Linked DNA regions of Homo sapiens: region 2 is linked to region 1. The links are chromatin loops, found by intact Hi-C in ENCODE. Cell type or tissue: MCF 10A. All regions are shown on one strand. Links, peaks and the distances in the headings refer to the core of each region. The heading gives the core; the rest is flanking DNA.

What was found. Hi-C counts contacts between places; a loop is a spot of excess contacts. Peaks named below come from ENCODE experiments on the same cell type or tissue, not always from the same donor. Only the 100,000 strongest peaks of a DNase experiment are listed, where the experiment ranks them.
Region 2: it touches region 1 in a loop (26-fold over the local background); 9 of 110 quality-filtered maps call a loop at or near these places.

What each region holds. Positions count from the first base shown.
Region 1 is chr7:83,654,134-83,659,529 of GRCh38, reverse strand. No RefSeq gene overlaps it. Among named protein-coding and RNA genes, the nearest start is that of SEMA3E, 7.7 kb to the right of the region's middle. In MCF 10A, for the core only: a CTCF peak has its summit at 3,361; no DNase peak of the experiment used is centred there.
Region 2 is chr7:82,808,579-82,813,974 of GRCh38, reverse strand. The region is part of intron 20 of PCLO (piccolo presynaptic cytomatrix protein); the gene reads left to right. Among named protein-coding and RNA genes, the nearest start is that of PCLO, 350 kb to the left of the region's middle. In MCF 10A, for the core only: CTCF peaks have their summits at 2,928 and 3,127 (motif pointing left); no DNase peak of the experiment used is centred there.

The DNA.
Region 1 (5,396 bases), core at 309-5,308:
GAGGGATGAGCTTTCTAGCCAGAGAAAACAGCATGCACAAAGGCCCTGAAGTGGGAGAACGCTTACCTAGGTTGAGAATTATCAAGGGACTCAATGTGTCTTGAATGGGGTGAGGGAGAAAGAAAATGATAGATAAGGTCAAAGATATAGTAGGAGTCCGCATCAAGAAAGACTTCCTAGACAACTATAAGGATTTTATTTTTATCCTAATTGACATGGAGCAGAAGAGCATTTGTGGGAAGGGACCTAGATGTGTTCATTTATTTAGAGGGTGGAAGTAGGTTTATAGATGGAGGGAATAAAGGGCAGGTTAGAAACCAGAACATATTAAGGTACAGATGCTTATTAAACATGCAAGTGGAGATATCTGGAAGGCAAGTGGATATAAAATCTGTAATTTAGTGGAAAGGGTTGAATGGTTGAGTTTATTTGTATAAATTTGGGATCCTCAGCACTTTGATGTTACGAAAAACCATGGTCTTGGATAAGATTTCTAGAGGGTGTACTAGTCAGGGTTCAATAGAAGAAGCAGTTTCCCTAGAAGATAAATATGGATTTGTCATAAGGATTTCAAATTATACATTTTTGGAAGCTGATTAATAAGTCATTATAAGGTAGTTATGTTCCTGCCTAACAATACAGCTTGTTGTACAGAGGGTGGGTAGTCAGAAAAGAAGCTTACAAAACGAAAGAGAGAAAGAACAAGCTAAAACCTCCATGCATGAACAATGAATAAGAACCCAATGAAGACAGACGAAAACCAGTATCAGGTCTTGTCGCCTCTGATTTTGGTGATGTGGGTGTCCTGCAGAAGCTGGAGCCCTTAGTCATGGAGTTAAAGACACACGCCTGGTCTAGGAGACAGAGACGCTGAAGGAGGTTCCTTGGAAGGTGTAGCAGTGGCAGGCCGGAAAGCTGCCACTGAAACCAACGTGTAAGCAACCAGTGTGTTTTACAAAAATGACTGTTGTTTGTTTTCCACCCTTCAATTCTCCCAAGAATCTCCTTTTTGACTCAGCCAAATTGGAAATAAACACAAAAGGGAACTCTAGGAAAGGTGGTTCAGTTTAGCCAAGTTGACACATTGCAAATTTGCTATATTGGGTGAGTATGGATGGAGAACAGATGAAGTCATAGGTCTAAATCCTGTGGCACTCAAAAATTTAGAGGTCAGGAACACGGGGGCTTCTATGAAGTGTCTTTAAAAGCAGAAGGCAAAACTCTCTTAGTCCTTTTTTCGCTGCTATAATAGCAAACCACAGACTGGTTAATTAATTAATAATAGCTTATTTGGCTCATGGTTCTGGAGGCAGGAAAGTTGAGTTTGAGAGGCCACATCTGGTGAGGGTTTTTTTTGCTGCCTCATAACATGGGGGGAGGCATCCATGGTGAGGAGGTGCACATGTTTGACAGCAAGACAGAGAAGAAAGCTGGCTGACCTCATCCTTTCATCAGGAGCCCACTCTCAAGACAATAGCATTAATCCATCATAAAGGCAGAGCCTTCAGGACCTAGTAACCTCTTAAAGGTCCCACCTTTTAATACGGTCATAATGGCAATTAAATTTCAACATGAGTATAGCAGGGGACATTCAAGCCATAGTTATACCCTTCTTTATTAATTCTTAATTATTGTTGCCCACAAAAAGGATGTGATGGCTAGAGTTTGGACTATGCGATGGAGACTACCTTTTGAAGATGGAAAAACAACTACAAGATAGAAAGTGTTCATGTCGGTAATGATCCTTACTCTGGCACACCAGCCTTGGACTTACCCCAGGACTGTGTTTACAAGAAGGAGAAGTCAAATTTGTCATATTTAAATCACTGTTGTTTGGGTTTTCTACCACCTGCAACCAAACAAAATTCTAAATGATAGAGTAGATTCAGGAGAAAATGAGAGGTGAACAAATGAAGACAGAGTATAGACAGTATTTTGAAGAAATTAACTATAAGTTGGAACCAGAAATGAATCTTTCACTGGAGGATAAGTGAGATTAGGGGGAGATTTATTTTTATGATGGGAAACTACATTTTTTCTATGCTGTTTGGGAATTATTCAATAAAGAGGAATCATTTGATTATGTGGGAAAGATATGAAGAAATTGTATACTGAATAATGGAAAAAAAATGAAAAATTCTAGAAGGAATATTTAACTAACTTGATTGCTTATTCAGAATGGGGAAATTTATACTTGAATGATTTTCATCAAATGTCAATGTTAATATCGTTATAGTTGAAAAACTGTAGGAAATAGCGCATTCTGGGAATTTAAATGAATTTCCATAAATTTTTATCCTGTCATTGGAAATAAATAATATGTCATGATTTTAATACTGTAAAGCTTACTTCATTGAAAATAACTGGCAAGGTAGACTCTTATTTAAAACTTGTATCACTCAGGAAATCTTTAACTTGATTTTCACCCTTATTTGTAAAACATATTATTGTTTCTTGCATTTTAGCCCTGCATAACTCTTATCAATTTTATTGTACAAACATGATATACTAGTTCGCTTTTCTTACTTAGTTATTAAAATTTCTTACAGTAGAGTTTTAATTGAAATTCCATTTTTATAACTTTTCTCAACAATGATTAGTGATCTACCTTGAGATCATTAAACAATGCATTGAAATTCTCCTGGAATTAATTTTAGGCATAGCTCTACATGCATACACTAATTTCTCTTTGGAAACATGATAATTTCTTAGTCCTATATAATACAAAGTGAAATTCTAGGTTGAAAATATTTTTTCTATTTAGATCTCAAGGGAAAGATGTTGTTTTATTTTGTTTTTAGTTTTTGGCAATCAAGAGGAATGAGGTTAGAGGTTACAGCAGTTTATATTTTTTGTTCATATTTTTGCATTATTTATTGCTTACTATAAACATGTGATTATACAAAGAGGACCTGCAGGAATTATATCATTGTCTCATCGTAACAGTAACAGTAAAGATGCTTTAAGTATGAGACATGATAGTTAAAAATCAGGACTGATTTAATTTAGAGTTTTCTAAATTATAAAATTTAACTGAGTTTGCTAGATTTTAATCAACACATTTTCACAAAACATATTTGTCTATCACCTTTGTTTCTGGTATATTTATGGTCATCTTTTAAACAGTCTGAGCCATTTATTAAGCAGTATTTCCTGAACAGAATTCTTACTGTTAACACTTAAAAATTTTCCCCCTTAACTAGCAAGACCCATTCTTGAAAACTAGCTATTTTCAGAACATAAAGTGTCACATTATCATTTAATAAAGCAAATTCTTATTTTTGTTTTAAGAAACAAATTGTGAGCACAAATAGGTTTGTAACTATATTTCCTTGACAACTGAAAACATGTAGTACCAGTCCTGGCCTCCACATGGTGCTAGTGTTATGCACTGGAACATGAAAAGCCAGAACTACCTAGTAATGCAAAATAACCACTTATACCGCCCATCAAAAATAAACCCAATAATAAAACAACAGATTCAAATAAAAAGGCACTGCACCTGAAATCCTTCCTTATGTAAAATCTGGCTCATATACAATAATCATCTGGTTCGTGTACAAAATGATTTGCCAAATCATTTGTATACATTATAGTAAAGCTGAATAAAAGGTGGCAAAAATAACAATTTTAGATTTCTTATTCCATCTTTGGGATCTCACCAACATCACATTCTTTTTTCCATGTATTGTCTCTTCCATGGATGGCTATTTGGAATGATGTTAAGAAGAGGCAGTACTTATGGGGTGGTGGAGGGTGGGGAGAAGAGGCTTCAAAAGCCTTCTGCCAGGTTTTCTCCATGTTCATTGTGATTCCTTTGAACTATAAAATTCACTTTCAAAGCCAAAATATAATTTATTTTGAATATTCCTATTTTCAGTCATATTCTTCACAAATTTAAAGTTAATGTATGTTTCTCTTTATTTTAATGTAAAACAGGTATATTCATTGAGTTTGTCAGTTTTATGTGATGTGTAAAATTTTACATCTCTCTGCCAATTGTCTGACAGTTGAAAATACTATAAAATATTACACAATATTAGGCCATTTTGCTCAGTTTCTTGACAACTGACTAATGGATAATTGCATTGGTTTTATCTAAATCCTTCCTCTTCTTTTGTGATGGAATATAATTGTTTTCTTCACTTTATGCTAACAATTGAAACTTCATCCTCTATCAAGAGAATCTGAACAACTAAAGAAGTGCTCCAAATAATTAACAAGAAGAGACTGTTTGGTATCTAAGTTATCTTACGCCCGTGTAGATTGCCTTGCAAATAATACAAACTCAATAAATATTTATTGAATAAATCACACAATACCAACTGGTTTGGTTATGGCATTAACAGGGGCAGTTGAAAAATAATGGAGATTACAGAGCATGTGAAAGAGGACTCAAGACTTGGAAAGAAAAGAGGAAAATTAAAAATATATTACCCTGAATTATGATTTACATTCCTCCCTCCCTTTCTTCTTTCTCCTCTTTTTTTCTGCCTCCCTCCATCCTTTTTTTTTTTTTTTTTCAGGTATACAACTCAGAAACTGCTTGTCAAACAATTAGATCACTTATTGCCAGGAAGAAAAAAAAATATGGGCAGTATTAAAGTCTAGAATAAGATTAAAGAAATCAGTGGATAACTTCTTTACTGAAGTTTATGGCATTTATTATTGGTTTCATAGTGAGTCAATTTCTTAAGTGGACAGAGTATAAAATGTTGTCTTTAGTTTAGGTACATTAGTGGTAACATTGTTTGAAAATGTTGGAATCTTTTGGACAAAATAATCTAAACATCAGTAACTATGTGTAAATGATTTATTACCCTTAAACCCTTTCTTGGAAACTTCTTTCTTCTTTTGTGACCATAACCAGAAATATCTGTCTTTCTCTCTGTGCATTTCTTTACGTATTTATCTATGTATATATATTTCCAGAAATAAGAATAACCATTATTAGCTGACAATTTTTCTTAAAACATTTCTTAGTTCCCTTAGGAATTTGTTCTTCAATAATTTTGCCTACGTTATTTAGCCATCCTGTTATTCGTGTTTGCCGAGCCTAAAAGACTAGCCAAAACCCAACAGCCTACAAGGGTCGGTATTCAATTAACTAACCAAATCACTAATATGTGTGCAGCTGGAAATCTCAGAGAGTATGTTCTGCCATCTGACACAACCTGGAATATAGGACTTTATTTGCCGAGTTCAATCACAGACACTGATTTTTGAAGCACCAACTGCTTTGAAAGGTTTTTATTTTAAAACTATATATAGTTCATTATTAACATTTATTAAAGATAGGTTCCTGCTAGTATAGTATTTGGATAACTATTATGAAGTCTTTCCTAAATCATATTCTCTTAAAAAAATTGGAATGTTTGGAACATGGACCCTGGTGT
Region 2 (5,396 bases), core at 161-5,160, 850 kb after region 1:
CATTACTGATCCCATATAGTGGAAATTAATTGTATTGGCATAACAATAGAAAAACTGAAGATTATCACTTTCATTCAAATTTGAGGAAAAATGGAAAGCTTCTTACGAAATACTTGATCCTCAATTTCAAGTATATAATTTGATGAGTTTCAAAATATTTAATGCCAAAAGGATATTTGCAAACGTGCTTATCATTTATGAAAAATATGATCTGAATTACTTTTATTAGGTCATCATTTTTACATACATTTGCTGATATTATTTTTAGTGCAAATAATGTCACAGAACCTCTTCAAGGTGTTGGTGATACTACAGCAAACAAAATAGACAAATATTACTGTCTTCATGAATCTCTCATGCTAGTAATATTTATTGAATAATCAATTTAAAGGTATCTGGAAAAAATTATGAAGAGTCAGAAAAGTGAGTTTTGTCTATCTTCAACTGAGAGGAAAAAGAAAAATGCAATTGGTCACTGATTTACATTTAGGTGCAACCAAACATCATCATGTTTAAAAATATCTGGAAAATATAATTAATTATAATTTATTTGTTCTGCCTCTGGTTCTATCATAACCTGTACAATCCACTGCAATATAACCATCTATATATAGACAGAAAGTATTTTTTAAGGATCTATTTGGAGAAAGATTGATGAAATGATTGTTATAGATTAATAGATCATTAATATAATCTGTTTGGAGAAAGATTAATGACATTAGCTAGAGAGGTTAGGTCTCATGAGACCAGACGTGCATTTATCAAATAACTGTCCAAACTTCCTCTTTACTTCGTGGCCATTGACCAAATTGGAATAATATGAAAACAAACTGGAAATGTGCTCAACCTTTTTCATTTGGGCAAAATTTAATGAATTTTCAAAATGTTCGGATTCCATTTAAGGACAGCATTCTTGTTATCTAAGCAGTCGTGATGTAAGTTCTCACAGTTTCAGGATTATGTAAGAACTTTTTTCAAAATGACTATTTTTAGAATGACTTTTTACTCAAACAAACCTGCATGTTTTACAGTAGTCTTTATTCCTGCTTGAGTTTTTTTTTTCTCCAATTGTCAGTTGGAAATACCTATCTGACAGCCTAATGCAAGTGTAGTGCAAGCAAACAGCAAGAAAGAAAATGCTTCTGCTTCAAAAGAGAATAAAAGGAAGATTGAAAAATTAAAAATCGCCCATGAAAATTTGATGTAGCTCAAAATTGAATGTTTTTTCTTTCACATATGATCCCCCATGCTATTAATCTTTTAAAGATAAAGATCATTATTGTATTTGCATTTTATAGCACCAAACCGGAACTCAGCACTGGATACATTCTTTTTTCATTCTATTTATTCGAACATAGCTGGAATTACGGCCTGAATTTATTAAAGACAAAATGAATTTACTTTCTTAATTTTCATCTATGATAATGTCTTAGTCAAACTTTCTTTCATTATTTACTATACAATTTTAATTCTCACTTAAACTATATTTTAAGTGGTTTCTTCCAAAATCACTTCTGAACTAAAAACCCCTCAAAAAAAGGAAGACCTACTTAAAAGGCAACATTATGATTTCCTTTTAAAAGCAAGGATTATAGTATACGGAGCCAACATGTATTTTTTCATGTAAGAAAAAATTCCTCTATACCGTGCTATTAGTTAAGCTAACTTCATTTTCATTTGTTACATTGTTTTATACGATTACTTCTGTTTCCTGAAGTGATCATTGATCTTATTATCTATAAAGCCAGATAATGAATCATTATAAACAAACTAAATTGTTCATTAAGATGTCATTAAGAATTCAGTCATAAGGCCAATGTGCATGGAGAGAGAAAACTGTGAATATACGAGATTTACCATCTTTCTGGAACACAGCAAATGGAGGCAACCCGTCTTCATCTTCTTCTCTAAAAGGAGCTACTATGTGAATATGACATATCTTAAGGGAAATATTTTTATTTTTATAAGAAAAAAGCCTGCAACATTCCATTTCTCATGACTTGTCATACCTTTATAATAGATATATTGTTTACATATATATATAAAATATATCTGTAATGACTAATAGTCATCTAATAATTTGTCATTTAAAAAAGAAATTGTCAATGACATCCTTCCTTCAACTTCCATGCCTAACGACTTACAAATGACTGATAGAGATATCAGAGTTTCAACACCTGTATTTGTGAAAACTTGTGATTTGGTGGTGTGTGAAAACTACAAATAGCTCTATTGAAGCTAGCCCATTTTTCTAGTGTCCAGTTTGCTTTAGATTTTCCCAAATAGATAATAATTATACTGAAGTAGATTTGGAAAAAAATTAAACTTCTAAATTACTTTTAAGATGCAGTACCTCTTCTTAAACTAGAACCCCTGAACTGTAATAGAAAACATACATGAAGTGTGATTGTACATAATTCAAGGGAAAACATTCCAAATAATGCTGGCACAATGACACTTAAAACCTGAAATTTTCAGGTCCACGTTCAAAAGAAAATTAAAACATGAGATAAAACTGCAAAATCCCTTTAGTAAAAATATCAAAAAACAAAAACAGTAACAGCAATAACAACAGGTAGATGACAGAGACAGGAGGAGGGAAGAAGGAAAGGAAAGAGGGATGGACAGAGAAAGAAACAAAGAAAGAGAGGAGAAAGGTACCTGAAGTAAATACTAGCTAAATTAAAGCTAGCTACAGGGGGTAAAAATTCCCAAATACTTGATTTCTAAAACTGCTAGGTAGTTATTTCCGTTCCATCATTAAGTATTGGAATAAACAAAATTATTGATTGCTTTTTATTTCGGTTAATCTTAAAATTTTAGAGACTGTATCTAGGAAGATATTTACTACTGTATTAACCAAGTAATTTGGGAAAGTACAAGCTACCTACATAATAAATTACTCCTCAGAATATTTGGAAATAGCTCTGTGCTGGACCAAAGATATAAAACCAATAATGGAACATCATAGACAGCAACCTATTTACATTCCAAACACTAATTTTTTGGAATTTAGTAGGATAGGCAGAGACCTTGCCTTTTAAATTTCAGATAACTGGATGTGATATAAAAGTAGTAAAAGTGAAGTCTACAATTTAATCCGTGCTCTCAGAGCAAAGTGCTGCCATCATGTGGTAAGTACAGTGATAGCTTTGCATATTTAAGTACTGTGTGGTAGAGGGAAGAAAAGCCAACAGAGCAAACTAATTGAAGACAGATGTGCAGTCAAAGAGACACTACCGATTTAATTAAGGTTAGCCACAATGGAGTAATAAAACACAATGATGTTGAACCATCTAACAGCCAAAGAAAGTGAAATGGTCAAAGAATAATTTAAAACAGATTGAATTGCATCACAGAAGGTAACATTTGTTTACCTGAAATGCCCCCTCAATTAATTGAGTTACAAAAATGATTCAACGTTCTAAGATTTATTCTTTTAGGGCACAGGACCCTTTCTATGAGTGAGCTGATTCTATCATATATTTATAGCATCCACTCTTTCCTTTACTTGGTACTTAGTAATACACTTAAGATTTCAAAAAGAAAGTAGACACAAAAATGTAATTCATAAAAAATGGCCCCAAAGATGTATCTTATTACTAAGAAAAGCCTCTCAATGTTTATATAAACTTTTTTCATATGTAATACACAGGTGTGTAATACATTCACACATAGTAGGTCCTTGGTTTCTGAAACTCTAATTAAAAGAGTTGGAAGAATAAAGCAGAAGTTGAATATTTCTAAATTTTTGATTTTGAAATTATAAAATTATGGAAGATTATACTTAGTGTGTTTAAAATATTATTTCCCTCAATAACATAAAAAATAGAGATATATTACACTTAAATATAACCCAGAGCTCTCCAACTACCTACATACAAACATGGGATCAGGACAAGTTCTAGAGTCTGTAATAGTGCTGGCTCCCACAGAATGTTACTCTACATATTATTTTCTTTTGTCACTTTCATTTTAAATATATATGTAATATTTGTGATTATGAACTTTTTGAAATTCATAAGCTTATAATCTCTGATGGTTAGTGTATTCTCATTAAATATTTCCTTCAATCAAACCAGTGTTTTGGGAGATTGGGGTTAAAAAATATAGTTGAATGATCACCTTTTTCTATACAGTATGACAGAGTAAAGTTATCTCTGATTTTAAAAGCTAAAAAAAATGACTCCCTAAAGTTTCTTTGACAAAGAACATGGAAAAAAAGCTTCCATATCAAGTGGACTTCTTGTTGAGAAATTTATGATTTGTATAAAACACAAAGCTTGATTTAAAAAGTGAAATTATCTACTAAATCATTCAGATGTTTTGATTGGTTAAAGGAAAGAAGTATTAATGTATTATTATTATTATTACTTATTCATTAAATATTGTTCAAACATGGTTCCGGGACAAGCTTTTAAGGAAGTTACCAAGGAGAAAACATAGGCTTTGCTTCCAATAACGACAGAGTATGTGCTACAAGAGTCCAGACATAGGAGAGGTCACTTCTGAATGGGAGAATGAGGAAAAATGCATGAAGCAGGTGATTTCTGAGCTAGGCCTTTACAGATAACTTTAATTTAGATACAAGAAAGTGATGGGATAAAAGAGAGCTTAGTAAAGTTGGAAAGAAAAAAGCCAAACCAAAGGGAGCCAGAGTGAATGGACTGAGAGGGCTTCCATGTAAAGTGTTTGAAGGAGAATTACAAGAGATATATTTGGAAAGACCAGACCAATAAAAAACTCTTTTGAGAGGCAAAATAAAGAATGTGGTGGAAATTATTAGATGTCTTGAAATTACCTAAGATCCAGCCTCAGATAATAAAGTCCTAAATACACTTTATTTGTTAAAAAAAAGTTTGCCTTTATGCAGATTTAGCTCAATTTAATAGAATTGATGTTTTATTTCTTGAAGTCTGTTTCAAGAGAAAGAAATGAGTAAATACATGTTTCAAGTATCTGGAAAAGATATATTAAAATACGGATTCTTAGAACCAGCTTATCAAAACCTCTCCATTTTTTGTTTTATCACATTTTATGATATGCAGATACAGCCCAGCAAGAAGAAAAGATCTGTTGTGTGTTTTAATTTAATTCATTTTTCAGAAACTAACCAAATGTGAGGCTATATATCTCTGCACTACACTTAGATACCAAGTTAAGAATACAGAATTTAATCCAGCACCGGATGTTTTGTTGTGATAACTCCAAATAACTAGATTCATTTGAATTATTCACCTAATTTCTAACTGCCTAAAATTTCCATAGACAGAACCTTAGATGTAATCATGTTTTGCAGAGATGTTAGACTGATTCCATCATAGGTAAATGTCCCCTGGATTTGGTTTTCTTTTTTAATATTTCTTATAAAATGTTATTTGTTTGCATTTAAAATA